Linked DNA regions of Homo sapiens: region 1 is linked to region 2. A link is a contact called in ENCODE Hi-C or POLR2A ChIA-PET data. All regions are on one chromosome and are shown on one strand. Each heading gives the region's core, a stretch centred on a gene start or an enhancer-like site at or near the end of the contact. The rest is flanking DNA. Distances are from core to core; before and after follow the strand shown. Region 1 overlaps PPP1R3E (protein phosphatase 1 regulatory subunit 3E). Region 2 overlaps SLC7A8 (solute carrier family 7 member 8).

What was found. A loop is a pair of places that touch in the nucleus more often than their neighbours do. ChIA-PET counts read pairs that join two places held with the same protein, here RNA polymerase II (POLR2A). Pooled maps may share reads with other maps.
Region 1: POLR2A ChIA-PET joins it to region 2 with 32 read pairs in activated naive CD4-positive, alpha-beta T cell. The contact joins two enhancer-like sites. A Hi-C loop is called at or near these places in 2 of 168 maps with a recorded cell type or tissue (gastrocnemius medialis and mammary epithelial cell) and 4 of 50 pooled maps. POLR2A ChIA-PET finds 5 or more read pairs at or near these places in 6 of 52 experiments (AG04449, K562, PC-9 and 3 more).

The regions. Positions count from the first base shown.
Region 1 is chr14:23,293,753-23,300,966 of GRCh38, forward strand. It overlaps PPP1R3E (protein phosphatase 1 regulatory subunit 3E), which reads right to left. Exons shown (of 5, transcript NM_001276318.2): 3 at 7,006-7,112; 4 at 5,649-5,789; 5 at 1,900-5,165. It also overlaps the pseudogene H3P37. Among named protein-coding and RNA genes, the nearest start is that of PPP1R3E, 5.5 kb to the right of the region's middle. RefSeq lists an enhancer at 1-693 and a silencer at 1,345-1,657. Within about 2 kb of position 2,264, at least 3 of the 41 ENCODE cell types and tissues checked have a DNase peak (open chromatin) inside an H3K27ac peak, as active enhancers do.
Region 2 is chr14:23,142,941-23,149,847 of GRCh38, forward strand. SLC7A8 (solute carrier family 7 member 8) reads right to left here. Exons shown (of 11, transcript NM_012244.4): 4 at 139-264. Among named protein-coding and RNA genes, the nearest start is that of CEBPE, 27 kb to the left of the region's middle. Within about 2 kb of position 2,996, at least 7 of the 41 ENCODE cell types and tissues checked have a DNase peak (open chromatin) inside an H3K27ac peak, as active enhancers do.

The DNA of each region.
Region 1 (7,214 bases), core at 1,014-3,513, 150 kb after region 2:
AGTCAATCCTGTTAGAACTTAATCTTTTTCAAGGACTCCCTCCTTTTATAATGTATCACTCCATTCTGAATTAGGCAGACGTCTTTGCTTTTCCTTTCCATATTTCTCCTCCGTTGCCTTAGGGGGTTGCCTTTGATAAGGGCTTTGCTCTTTCATCCAGCACTTAAGGAGCAGAATGTAGGCCGGCACAGTGGCTCACACCTGTAATCCCAACCCTTTGGGAGGCCGAGGTGGGCGGATCGCGTGGTCAAGAGATAGAGACCATCCTGGCCAACATGGTGAAACCCCGTCTCTACTAAAAATACAAAAATTAGCTGGGCGTGGTGGCGCACGCCTGTAGTCCCAGCTACTCGGGAGGCTGAGGCAGGGGAATCGCTTGAAGCTGGGAGACAGAGGTTGCAGTGAGCCGAGACTGCGTCACTGCACTCTGGCCTAGCGACAGAGTGAGACTCTGTCTCAAAAAAAAAAAAAGAAGAAGAAGAAGCAGAATGTAACTCAGATGGTCTTCTTAAGGAAGGATTTCCCCACCCAAGGAGAAACGCAGGGCTTTTCCCAAGCTCTTCCCTTTAACTGTTGGTTAAAGCAGTTGGTGCTGGGTTCCAGAGAAGAGCTGGGCCCTGGTAAATTTCCCACTACCCAAAATGATGATAGGATCCTGTTGGGAGTGTCTTACATCAGGACTGCCTAAGTCCTCCAAAACTCCTTCCCCTCAGCATTTGCATAGCCAGAGGGGACTCCAGCAGAATGAGAATAGGACTTTTAGGAAATAAGGTAGTTCTCTAACCAGGACCATCTCTAGCTCCCTGAGCTCTAGCCGAAGAAGGGGAGTAAGTAAGGAGGTCTCTCTCACAGTCTCACACAAAGCAGATTGCTCACAAATTGACTGAAGGTAAAGCACCCAGGAAGCAACTGCCTACAAAAGCTGCTCCGGCTGGGCGAGGTGGCTCACGCGTGTAATTCCAGCACTTCAGGAGGCCAAGGCGGGCGGATCACTTGGGGCCTGGAGTTCGACACCAGCCTGCCCAACATGGCAAAACCTCGACTATTAAAAAAATACAAAAACTGGGGGCCAGGGGCATGGCTCACGCCTGTAATCTCAGCACTTTGGGAGGCTGAGGCGGGTGGATCATCTGAGGTCAGGAGTTCGAAACCAGCCTGGCCAACATGGTGAAACCCTGTCTCCACTAAAAATATAAAAATTAGCCGGGCGTGGTGGCACGCCCCTGTAATCCCAGCTACTCCGGAGGCTGAGGCAGGAGAATCACTTGAACCCGGGAGGCAGAGGTTGCAGCCAGACGAGATCTCGCCATTGCACTCCAGCCTGGGTGACAGCATGACTCTCAGGAAAAACAAAAAACAAAAAACTACACACACACACCCCTCCCCCCACCAAAAAAAAAAAAAACTGCTCACAAGAGTGCGCCCTCTACTGGAGGGCGAAGAAACCTCGTCATTACAGGCCTGGTACTGTGGCACTCCGTGAAATTAGCCATTATCAGACATCTACTGAACTGATTCGCAAACTTCCCTTCCAGCATCTGGTGTGAGAAATTGCTCAGGACTTTAAAACAGATCTGCCGTTGCAGAGTGCAGCTTAGTGGTGCTTTGCAGGAGGCAAGCAAAGCCTATCTGGTTGGCTTTTTGAAGACACCAACCTGTGTGCTGTCCATGCCAAACGTGTAACACCTATGTCAAAAGACATCCAGCTAGCACGCCGCATGCGTGAAGAATGTGCTTAAGAATCCATTATGATGGGGGAAACTTCATTCTTAAAAAAAAAAAGTCTCTGCTTCCTGTCATTGGTAGTTCTGAATGTTAGATATTTTTTCCCCATGGGGTCAAAAGGTACCTAAGTATACGATTGTGAGCAGAAAAATAGGAGACAGAAGTCAGGTGTTGTCAGTTTTCAATTTTCATTTGTGTGTGAATTTTTAATGTAAATGTAGGTGGGGAAGTAAAGCATTAATGCAAGTCAAAATGTTTCAGTGAACATTTCAGTGGTTCAACTTTATAATAATTTAAGCAAACTTATTAAATTTTTCTGGACACACACACACAAAAAACAAGGTGACCAAGAAATTGAGTCAAGGAGGGAATCTTGCCTCTGAGTCTCTTGCTGCCCTTAGCCCAAAACACACAATACTTCTGAATATCTTATGACATACTTTCTTTTCATATTTCAACTTTATTTAAAATATGAGGTTTTATGTCCAGAAGGGAGGGCAGTTGCCCATGGAAGGTGAAGTGAGGCACAATACTATTGGGTTGCGGGCCAAGTACACAGGGTTGCACTGTGAAGGAACTGAGGAGGTTCTGGGAGGGCCTGGTGACAACAATGGATTTGGGGAGATCCACAAAGGAAATTTTCATTTCCTCCCCAGGTTAGCTATTCAGTGGGTGGATTATTCAGTCTTTTTAGCAAGGTCACTGCTCCTTAGCAACATCAACAAAAGTGCCAAAGCTGAGGACACAGAGAATACCATCATTGTCTTTTGTTTCTCTTTATGCCTGGATGGGGAAAGGAATGGAAACTAATAGCAGAAAATGAAACATTTCTGATGTTATCCCTTGCCATGAAGAATCACGGGCTTGTGTAGAGACCTCTTTCTTTTCTTTTTTTTTTTGAGGGTCTCACTGTCACCAAGCTGGAGTGCAGTGGTGCGATCATAGCTCAGTAACCTCCAACTCCTGGGCTCAAGCGATCCTCCTGTCTCAGCTTCCTGAGTAGCTGGGAATACAGATGTGTGCCACCATGCCCAGCTAATTTTAAAAGTTTTTGTAGAGACAGGGTCCCACTATGTTGCTCAGACTGGTCTCGAACTCCTGGGCTCAAGCAATGCTCCTGCCTCAGCCTCCCAAAGTGTTGCGATTACAGGTATGAACCACCACACCGAGCAGAGACCTGTTTCCTAGCCTGGGAATGGGTGATCAGGAGGCCTGAGTTTAAGTCCCATCTTGAGCTGCACTAACAAATTCTATGACCCTGCTAGAGTCATTTCTCACCTCTGGACCTGTGTTCTCATCTGTAAAGGAGCCAGGAACCAATGACGTCGGAAGAGAAGCCTTTTCATGTCTGATTCTATGACCTGCAAACTGCAAAGATCCCAGCAGGCTCCAGAAAAACACGGCAGTTAGAAACAAGGGAATGTGGGTGTTAGGTGGAAAACTGAGGAGCTAGGGCTCATGATGAAATGTTTTTCTACATTCACAAAGAAAAACAAACAAACAAAAAACAGGACGGAGGCTATGGGACAGGGAGGTGTAGGAAGACACCTGCAGTCTGGATGAGAGGAATGGGCAACAGTGTCCCTGCTGGGTTGCCTCAGGGACCCAAGCCTATGACCCAGGTAGTGTTTTCTCTCACGGCACTTCCCAGTCCACAGCTGACATGTTATATTCCAAATTGCTCCTGTTCATATAGTCATGAGCCATCAGAGGAGTTTCCACTACAATGCCTAATGCGTAACACATTAATAGGGTGGCTGAAGATTCCGCTAAACTCCTAGTGTTCCCCGTGTCAGATTAGACTGCACCCGCTGGGAGAAAGCAGTGGATGCAGCTCTGTCCATGCACACTCAGCTTTGCTTACTGAGGGTGTGAGAAATACAGATGGAAGTTTTGGAAGAGCAGTGCAAGACGGAAAGGGCATACTGCCTAATCTTGGTTGGTTTGCAGATGGTGGGGTTTGTGGTAGTGCCGGATCAACTCAACCCAAGGTGAGGAAAAGCCAGGGGGTTGGGAAAATCTCAGTGCTGAAGTCCTGGGAGAGGAGTACACACCAAAGCCATCAGGGCAAGGAATCTCTCCAGAGAGCCGCGAAAGCACCAGGCACTCAGAAGCCACTCAAGAAATATTAGTTTCCTCCCTATTTTACAAGGCTTGGTAGCACTGATAGTTTTGTGTCAGGTTCCAAGGAGACACCCACTATTTGTGTGCCTAAGAAGTAGCTCAGCCAGACCCAGCCTTGAGGCAGTGGGGCAACTAACAGCTTACCGAAGCCCTGGGGCAGCTTGATATGGGAATAATCAAGACCAAAATGTTGTTCTATAAAGCTGAGATTGGGGAGAGTGAGCCAGGGTACTTCTGAGAAAGAGGTCAGGGAACAGGATTATCATTAGCATTCTGCCCACAGAGTTGGCACTTACCCAGTAACATCGGGATTCCTAGAAAAGGCCCAAGCACAGACCCTCTAGCAGGTGTCCTAGTCACGGACCCAACCTAGTGGCGACATTAGGGGGTTTGCCTGTTCAAGGCCAGTGGGGGAAGAGGGAGGGAGGTGGCACACCAACAGGTGTGGAGCGCTGGCTAGGGCCAGGAGAGAATTCCAATGTATGGAAAGGCTAGAGTGTAAGTGGGAAGGTGAGGGGGGTCCTGTGCTGATCCTGCATAGATGGGACACTGACACAGGAGACAGCAGCAAACTCCTTCGAGTCACAGATGAAGCTCGGGGGCCCCCTGTCTTCTCCAAGCCAGTCCAGGAGATTGGCAGGATGGGAAGGCAGAGCACAGTCAGAAACTATGATCATTTCCTAATAAGAGATTATAGCAAGGTTTTAAATTTTGTTTTTAAAGAGGAAAAAAAATATAACATCATGGTTACACAGAGGCTCTGGAGATTCCCTGGGTTCACAATCCTACTTCTGCCATTTACTAGCTGTGCGATCTTGAACAAATTTCTGAGCTTCTCTGAGCCTGTTTCCTCATCTCTAAAACAGAGATAATGACAATGTTCTACTTACAGGGTTGTTTTGGGCATGCATGCAAACAAAACAGATTTTATGATCGAGTCATAGTTCTGGAAAGGAAGAAAAACCCAGATTTGCGCACACAAGTGTTAAGTAAATGTGAGCCCTCACTATTGTTCATACAACATGGCAGTGACACACATACATTAGACAAGAGATTATTACACACTGAGCCTCCACCCAGTCTCCCTATTATCCTCCCATGGGCTCCTAATTGATGACTAAACAGTGCATTGCTGGGTGGCTTCCAGTAGTTTCTTTCTTCACTTTGCTGCAACTTTGAACTGAAGGTGATCCACATGGTACATGACATTCTTCCTGTTTTCTTCACAAGACAAGGATGATGTTTAAATGGGCATTTGTTTGCGGAATGACTTGGAGAGTTCCTCTCTTTCAGCCATCTTTTCTCAAAGACTAAGGCTGTGGACAGGATGGGCATGGTAACAAGCCAACAAGCCTCATACTCTATTCTTTTTTTTTATTTTTTGAGACGGAGTCTCACTCTGTCACCCAGGCTGGAGTGCAGTGGTGCAATCTCAGCTCACTGCAACCTCTGTCTCCCCGTTAAAGTGATTCTCCTGCCTCAGCCTCATGAGTAGCTGGGACTACAGGCATGAATCACCATGCCCGGCTAATTTTTGTATTTTTAGTAGAGACAGGGTTTCAGTATGTTGGCCAGGCTAGTCTTGAACTCCTGACCTCAAATGATCCACCTAACTCAGCCTCCCAAAGTGCTGGGATTACAGGAATGAACTACCGCCCCTGCCCCCACACTCTATTCTGAATGCATGTATGGGCACATGTGCATGCCTGTCCCCTTTCACTCAGTGATAAGGAAGAAGGGGAACCAGAAATTTCTGTTTGAGAAATTAGTAACAGAAATGGGTGTGGGGAGCTGGTTACCTGGGAGATCCTTGTTCATTTGTAACATCAGGAACTGCTTCTTTTCCTCCTTCTCTCTTCTAGAAGACTGTCAAGGAGCCCGAGTGAGGGAAGCAGACCAACCATGGTCTTGGAGAAAAGAAAATAGGGTTTCCATCCCTTCTGGAGGGAGAAGGAATAGCAGAGATGAACATGAATGAAGAAGGAAACAAATGGAAATAAACAAAATGAAGGTAAATACCCTATATGTTAAAAGAAAAAAATACCCTATATGTTAAAAGAAAAAAGAAAAGAGAAGGAAGAGACACAAGGAAAGAAAGAGAGAAGCAAAGAGGTTAGGAATAGGGTAAGAGAAAAGGAAAAACAGCAACCAGCAGAGGAATCACTCCCCTGTTAAGGTTAACCAGGAGGAGAGGCTTATATAAGGCATGAATGTGAGTGGGTATGAGAGTCCAGCTTTCCCACTGCACTTGCTCTGGTTATGGAGCAGACTGCCATCTTCTGGTGCCATTTACTATTCAAGTTGCTTTGGTGTTTTTTTGTTTTTGTTTTTTTTTTTTTTTTTTTTTTACAACCAAGTGGATTGATTGAAATGCTTTGATTCTTCATTTGAAATGTTTCTATTCCATATACCCATTATCTTTTATCCTCACAAAAGCCCTTAACATTGTTTCCTTTAATCTTTGGGGTTCTTAAGCATCATTTCCACCAACAGAGATGTACCTACCCACAGTTGTCTCAGAGCATGGAGGCTGAAAGTCTGTGAGGACAAGAGTGAAATGGAGCAGAGGATAGGCTGTGGTTTGGAAGCGGCTCTGGAATACGCTGGGGGTGGCGGTGGGGCTGAAGGTTGGTTATGGGATGCTTCCTGGGCTCCGGAACATCTGTGCCAAAAACTGGAGGACCCATCCTCGGCTCCAGCCAGACGCTTGGGGTGCTATGTATTCTGAACCATAGCACTAGGTTGGAAAATTTGGCTCCTAATCTATACTCTGCCATGTACAGATCACAAAATATCATACAAGGAGCCTTAAAAGGTCATCTAACCTAAATCCAGTTTCCCAAGGAGAACACTGGGGCACAAAGAAGTGAGAGGTAACTCGCCCAAAGTTATATAGCTAGTCAGGGACTTCCTCTTCGGAGACAAAGGAAATCAGAATAGTGATTCTTCTGATTCACCGTCCCTCGACAAACAGTCCACAAAGTGCTTGGAGGTTATTAAAAGGCACCCCAGAAAAGTAAGGCTGGCATTTTCCTGGAAGCCCCTGAGTGTACAACCCCTGAGGCTCAGTATTTGGCTATAAAAACAGGTCTGGAGTTGCTTTGGCCTCCGTTTTAATCCCTAAAGCTGCCTGGAGGCTGGAGCTCTGATAGCTACCTGTCATCACTCCCCAGCCAGTCCGCGGACACCGCAGCCAGGAACTGTCAGAGGTGACAAGGGAATCCCGTCATAATGCCAAGGACCAAGGAGCAGTGGCCAGGTTCCTGGGATTAAGCAAGGCAATTATGGCTGAGTTAAAGCTAGGATGGGTAGGACAGGGGGATCTGAGGTGGAAAAGGCCGGTAAGAAGAGGGAATGCGCCAGCA
Region 2 (6,907 bases), core at 1,746-4,245:
GGAAGAAGAAGAGAAGTCACTCAAGGCTAGAATTGGGGAAATCTCAGGGTGTGGCATACTTCCAAAGCTGGGCTGAGAGGGTGTGTACATGCAAGGGGAGGAAAGCTGGGCAGTACCTGTTTTTCCTGCGATACTCACCTTTGCATATCTGTACAATCCCCATGATGATAATCAGGGCCAAGGCCAGGAGCTTCCCAGCTGTGAAGATGTCTTGAACCCGGGTGGCCCACCGCACACTGGAACAGTTGACCCATGTGAGGAGCACTGAAATGAAAGACCCCCAAACAGACCTTCAGGGGCTGTATCTGGCTGCATGATGCCCAAGGCACACAAGCAGAACTGCTCCCTCATCCTGACGATGACATTGTAGTAGGTGAGCCAGACATCCAGCAAGCTCAACCCCAGGGACCAGAGACTTTGGCTAGGTTAATGGGTTGCAAATGGGGATTATATGTCCCAAATTAGAGCTTGGGCCCAGCATGCCCTGCTGAGGGCTGGAAGCCAGAAGTAGGCATGGAAGTGTAGGCACTGGCTTTGGGGGTAAAATCACATCTGATCAGGGCACAAGTATGGGCTTTGTCTTCAAGTTATTATTTGTGCAAGAGAAGCTGTGAGCAGCTGGTGGGAGTCAGGAAGCCACCTTCCTGAGCCTGATTTTGGGGTAACAGAGGCTTAGGGGAATCTTATGTTACTTAGGTTTATTGAGATATAATCTACATCTTACTAAAACTCACCTTTTTAAAGTGTACAGTTTGATGAGATTTGACAAATGCATTTAATGGCTTAATCACTTCAGCACTTCATATATAGAACATTCCCAACACTCTAAAAAGTTTCCTTTTGCATCATGCTCCTTTGTAGTCAGTTAGGCAAATCTTCTTCCCCTACCTCTACAACCATTACTTTGACTTCTGTCCCTATAGCTTTGTCTTTTTCAAAATGTCACATAAATGGAATCATATAATATGTGGTCTTCTGTGTTTGGCTTCTTTCACTTCACAGAATGCTTTCGAGATCTACTCATGTTGTTGCATATATTACAATTTGTTCCTTTCTATTGCCAAATAGCATTCTATGATATAAAGGTATCTGTTTGTTTTTCCATAGACATTTGGGTTGCTCACAGTGTGGGACTATTATGAATAGAGTTGTGATAAATACTTGTGTAGATGTCTTTTTTCTTTTTGTGGATTGTAGAGATCTTTGAGTGGGGTTTTCATTGCTCTTGAGTAAATCCCCAGGAATGAGATCCTGGGCCATAGAGTAAATGTGTTTAACTTTCTAAGAAACTGCCAAACTGTCTTCCACAGTGGCTGTCTCATTTTGCATTCCTACTCTCATGTCAGAGTTCCTGTTGCTCTGTATCTTTCCCAGCATTTGGTATTGTCAGTTTAAACACAATTTTTTTTTTTTTTTTTTTTTTGGCTAATAGGCATGTAGTTGTATTTCATTATGGTTTTGATTTGCATTTCCCTAATGGCTAATGATGTTGAGCAACTCTTCATGTGCTTATTTACCATCCATTTACAAATCTTCTTTGGTGGCATGGGGAGTTGTAATTCTCTACAAAAAATTTTAAAAATAAGCTGGGTGGTGTGGTCGCTCTGACTTCACTTGAATGGCTGATCAAGTTTTATCAGTACCGTATTCTTATATGGTACTTCTACTTTCCAAGTATTTCCCAACCTTATTTGATGCTGAGAACATTTGGTTAGGGTAGGATGGTCCTGACATTAACCGTCTGTAACCTTCCTTTGTGCGCCATCTCCACCTGGCAAACCCCTTCTCCTCTTTCAAGATCCAGCTTAAATGTCACCTGTTCTGTGAATCTCTATAATTCAGCATGTTATTTATTCCTAACAACATGCCTGCAAGGGAAGATATATCAGCTGTGTTTTGTAGACGAGGAACAAAGTTTGTTCCTTCTCTCTAGAACAATCCCAGACCACTTTGTTTATATCTAATGTTGGGATGTATTTCTTTTTTCTTTTTCTTTTTTTTTTTTTTTCTGAGACGGAGTCTCACTCTGTCGCTCAGGCTGGAGTGCAGTGGCGCGATCTCGGCTCACTGCAAGCTCTGCCTCCTGGGTTCACGCCATTCTCCTGCCTCAGCTGGGACTACAGGCGCCCGCCACCACACCCAGCTAATTTTTTGTATTTTTAGTAAAGACAGGGTTTCACCGTGTTAGCCAGAATGGTCTCGATCTCCTGATCTCATGATCCTCAGCCTCCCAAAGTGCTGGGATTACAGGCAGGAGCCACCGCCCGGCCGGGATGCATTTCTTTGTATTAAAATGACCTGCTTCTGGCCGGGCATGGTGGCTCACGCTTGTAATCCCAGCACTTTGGGAGGTCAAGGTGGGCAGATCATGAGGTCAGGAGTTCGAGACCAGTCTGGCTAACACAGTGAAACCCGTCTCTACCAAAAATACAAAAATTAGCTGGGCGTGGTGGTGGCGCGCCTGTAATCCCAGCTACTCAGGAGGCTGAGGCAGGAAAATCACTTGTACCCGGGAGGCGGAGGTTGCAGTGAGCCGAGATTGTGCCAGTGTTCTCCAGCGTGGGTGACAGAGCTAGACCACATCTCAAAAAAAAAAGAAAAAAAAATTTTTTTTTTTTTAAGACACCAAGGGCAAGTAAATGTTTTCATGTTTTTAAATCTCAGGACTTATCATTGGCGCCTGCAAATAGTAGATGCTCAGCAAGTATTTAATAAATGAATTTTAAAATATCACAATTCATTAGCCTTCCAATATCATCTCAGTCTACACATTCCACAGCGCACATCAACCTCTTCTGCTCCCCAGGAACCCCATCAAAAGGAGACACAATCCCTAGTTGGCTTCATGTTGCCAAAGGGCAACAGGGAACTTGACTTCAAGAGCAGAAGCTCCTGACTCCTCATGGAAGAGCTATTATCCAAGATGATGTCATGCAAGGAGAAGCAAAACATGTTGTCAGAGGAAGGATTTTAAGTGCCCGAGCAGGGAGAACACTTTGTAAATACTCAAATGTTCCAGACGGACTGACATCCTGATAAATACACATTTGGTTTGTCTTACTCAATTCAATAAGGATTTCAGGATCATGTGCCTGGTGACAAGCCAACCTAAGTCACTCTAAACAACTGGGTCTGTGATCTCAGCTTCTTCCCTAGGCCCCAAGGCATGCAAGGTACAAGGCTGCGCCCCTTCACCCAGGAATTCAGGCAGACACAGCAGTAACTCAAGGATAAAGGAGATTGATAAAAGGAAGGAAGGAAGATTAGGAAACAAACCCCATAAGCCTCAGGGATAGGTAAGGATTACACAACAAGGAACTGGATCTTGATCTCAGGGAAGAAAATCCTTCTCCAAGGGGAGGAGAGGGGAGGGCGAGGAAATGACAGAAAGTGCTTGAGGAAAATAAGGGCAGAGCAGGACAACTCAAAGAAATTCCTCCTCCCCCAAGCAGACCACCTCCCTGTGTGCTGGGAAAGAAAACATGAAATCATCTCTTTACAAGATGGACCTTACTGAGTCACAGAAAGACACCTTCAAACTATCAGCTCTGTGGTCTTCCTGGGGTAACAGAGATAGGGATGCTTTGTAAAATAACCTATCTGTGGCTATCTTCTGTCTTGCCTAACCTTATCTCCATCACTTCCCAAGAACTCAGCCCTTGACTAATATTTAACCTTTCACCTTCACAGTAATCTTTCAGAAACAAGAAGAAATTCTGAGAATGAGGTGGGGATAGGCAGGCTGCCTGTGACACCTAATCTCCTTGGAACAATGGCTGCAGGCCCCAGATCTGGCCCTTCACCCTGCAGTTGGGTGATCATACCATGTGACTGAGGGGAAAGAGGGTATCAGTCTCCTGGTACCACAAGACAGCTTCCCTCACAGCAGGCTGAAACCTGAGCCTCCACCCAGAGAGGAAAGGTCAGTGGGTGCTCGCCAAGCTCCTGCCCCGGTCAGGAGCCCTGCTGCTGGCTAGCTACTGCTTGGCACTTGTCTGTTGCGGACGATGATATTCTAGAACCCTCTCTTCTCGGCTAGACCCTGAATTCCGCATTCCTGAGACACAGTGACCTCAGGGAAGCCACATGTAGATGAGGATCATTGGCCATAGCAGCTTTGAAATGTGAGGGGCTTTTTATCCATCCATCCATCCATCCATCCATCATAGATCCATTCACCCATCCACCCATCTAGCCATCATCCATGCATCCATCCACCCACCCATCTATCCATCTATCATCCATCCATCCACCCACCCATCCAACCATCCATCATCTATCCATCCATCCATCTGTCTATCCATCCACCCATCTACTCATCCGTCATTCATGCAGGGCCTACATGTACTAGGCATTCTAGCTGGTGGGGAGGTTATTGATAAGACACAAGTCCCTGCCTTTAGGAAGTTGGCAGTATAACAGGGACGACGGGTGAAGTAAGAGATGCCCACAAAACAACGAGGTGATGGCAAAGCTATTCACGGAAGCTAGTGGGCATCTATGAGGAACCACTAACTCAGCCCAGGGGAATCAGAGATGCCTTCTATAGGAGGAGGAGACCCTGGCAACATGGAGAAATTTATAATCCTGGTCCAACTGGACAAAATAAAAAGTCATAAGACTGGTTCTTGTCCGTTGTAACCTAGTTGCGGGAGTGGTTACTGCTTCTTTAGAGGCCCTCATGGAATTCCAGGCTTGTATGTATTTTTTGGGCATTTCCTCCCCTCTTTCTTTCTTGCTTCCTGGGTAAAAAATAAGATGAAAGACTATTAAGAAGACAAGAGTTCAAGAAGATGCTGAAGTCAGGGGCTGGTTACTTAATCCACCCAGTTTGAAGAACTCAACATCAAGGTGACAGAAGAGATACAAATAATGAGTCAGGCAGGAGGAGGAAAACTCAGATTCTAGCAACCTGGAACACTGCCCAGAGTCCAGGGCCTCCCAGCTGCCAAGCAGGAGAGATGGGCTCAATGCTTTCTGCAGGACTGGCAGAGGGATTCAGAGTCCTCGCTGCAGACCTGCAACTGGCTTGCTCACTGTGGAGGGCTGGGTTCCCTACAGAGAAGGTGCCCTCAGCCCCATCCCAGCTCTGATCCCAGACTTTGATCTCCAGGAATTACAGAAGTCTCTCCTTCACTTCCTCCCCTTGGCAATGACAGCATATCTCTTTGGGATGGGGGGCAGTTGAAGGCAGAATTATGGCCATCCAAGATATCAACGTTCTAATCCCTGAGATTTGTGACTATGTTTTTTAAATGACAAAAGGAACTTTGCAAATGTGATTAAGTTAAGGATTTTTTTTTTGGAGACAGAGTTTCGCTCTTGTTGCCCAGGCTGGAGTGCAATGGCGCAGTCTCAGCTCTCTGCAACCTCTGCCTCCCATGTTAAAACGATTCTCCTGCCTCAGCCTCCCAAGTAGCTGGGATTACAGGTGTCCGCCACCACGCCTGGCTAATTTTTGTATTTTTAGTAGAGACGGGTTTCACCATGTTGGCCAGGCTGGTCTCGAATTCCTGAACTCAGGTGATCCACCCACCTCGGCCTCCCAAAGTGCTGGGATTACAGGCCTGAGCCACCGCGCCCAGCCAAGTTAAGGATCTTGAGATGGGGAGATTATCCTGGATTATCCAGAGGGACCAGTGTTGTCACAGGAGTCCTTTCAAGAGGGAGGCAAGAAGGTCAGAGTTATAAAAAGACATGTGATCATGGAAACATCAGACAGAGAGAAAGAGAGATTTGAAGATGCTACACTGCTGGCTTTGAAGATGAAAGATGGGGCCATGAGCCAAAGAATGTGGGAGGTCCCTAGAAGCTAGAAAAGGCAAGGAATTCTCCCCAGAGCCTCCTGAAGAAATTCAGGCCTGCTGACGCTAGAGTTTAGGACTTCTGACTTTCAGGACTAAGATAGTACATTTGCATAGTTTTAAACCACTAAGTTTGTGGTTACTTGTAACAGTAGCAATAGGAAATGGATACCAGACAGACATTATACAGAAAGACCAGACAGCAGGGACATACCCTTAAAGAGAAAAGCTTTTAAACAGCAGCCAGGCAACACACACCAGGAGCCCAAAAGAGTGTCTGTCCACAGGCCTTGCGGGACACCAGATGGAGGGAAGGGATGGCGCTCTCTAGAAGAGGGTAGTGAAGGTGAGGTCACTAGTGTGTTCACCTGGTTAGCAAAGTTCCACACCACATAGCCGCTTCGCACTTCTTCCAGCTTCCCAACCCTAGTTGGGATCCCACAGCTAGAGTGTTCCTATTTCCTCTTCCTCCATTTGGTAATTCAATACAGTAGCAAACAGCCTTGCCTTGTAACTCTAGCAGTGTTTTTCCTCTTTCCTTTTAGAGAAATCCAGGGCAAAAGATACAATATCCCTCCTTCATCTAATCCAGGTTCTCCCCCAGTCTCCCCTGTATTCCTTACAACTTCAGGCCCACCCACACAACCCAGATACGCAAACACTGGCCCAAGAATCACTAACTTCTTGCAAGGCGAGTGGAGTGCCAGGATGTTCACAGACATGAATCCTTTATTTTCTGCCCCCATGATTTTGTTGGTCTCCTTATTTCACTGGCCAGAAGCCACAATCAAAGGCCATAAAAGAAGTCAAGATAGAAAGCTACGAGATTATTATCCCAAGAGTCCTGAGTCTGAGTACACTCTTCACATCAGAGGGGACAGAGTGGCCCCACCGTGTACTGTCCTGTGGTAGACAACACCAAAAACACCTTGGAAGAGCTTGTCCTGTATCCTTCCGGGCTCAGTCAACCCATTTTTAACCCTAAATCAATATACAGTCATGTGCTACATAATGACATTTTGGGCAACAACAGACTATTTATACCTTGGTGGTCCCATAAGATTATAAGACCATATTTTTACTGTATCTTTTCTCTGTTTAGA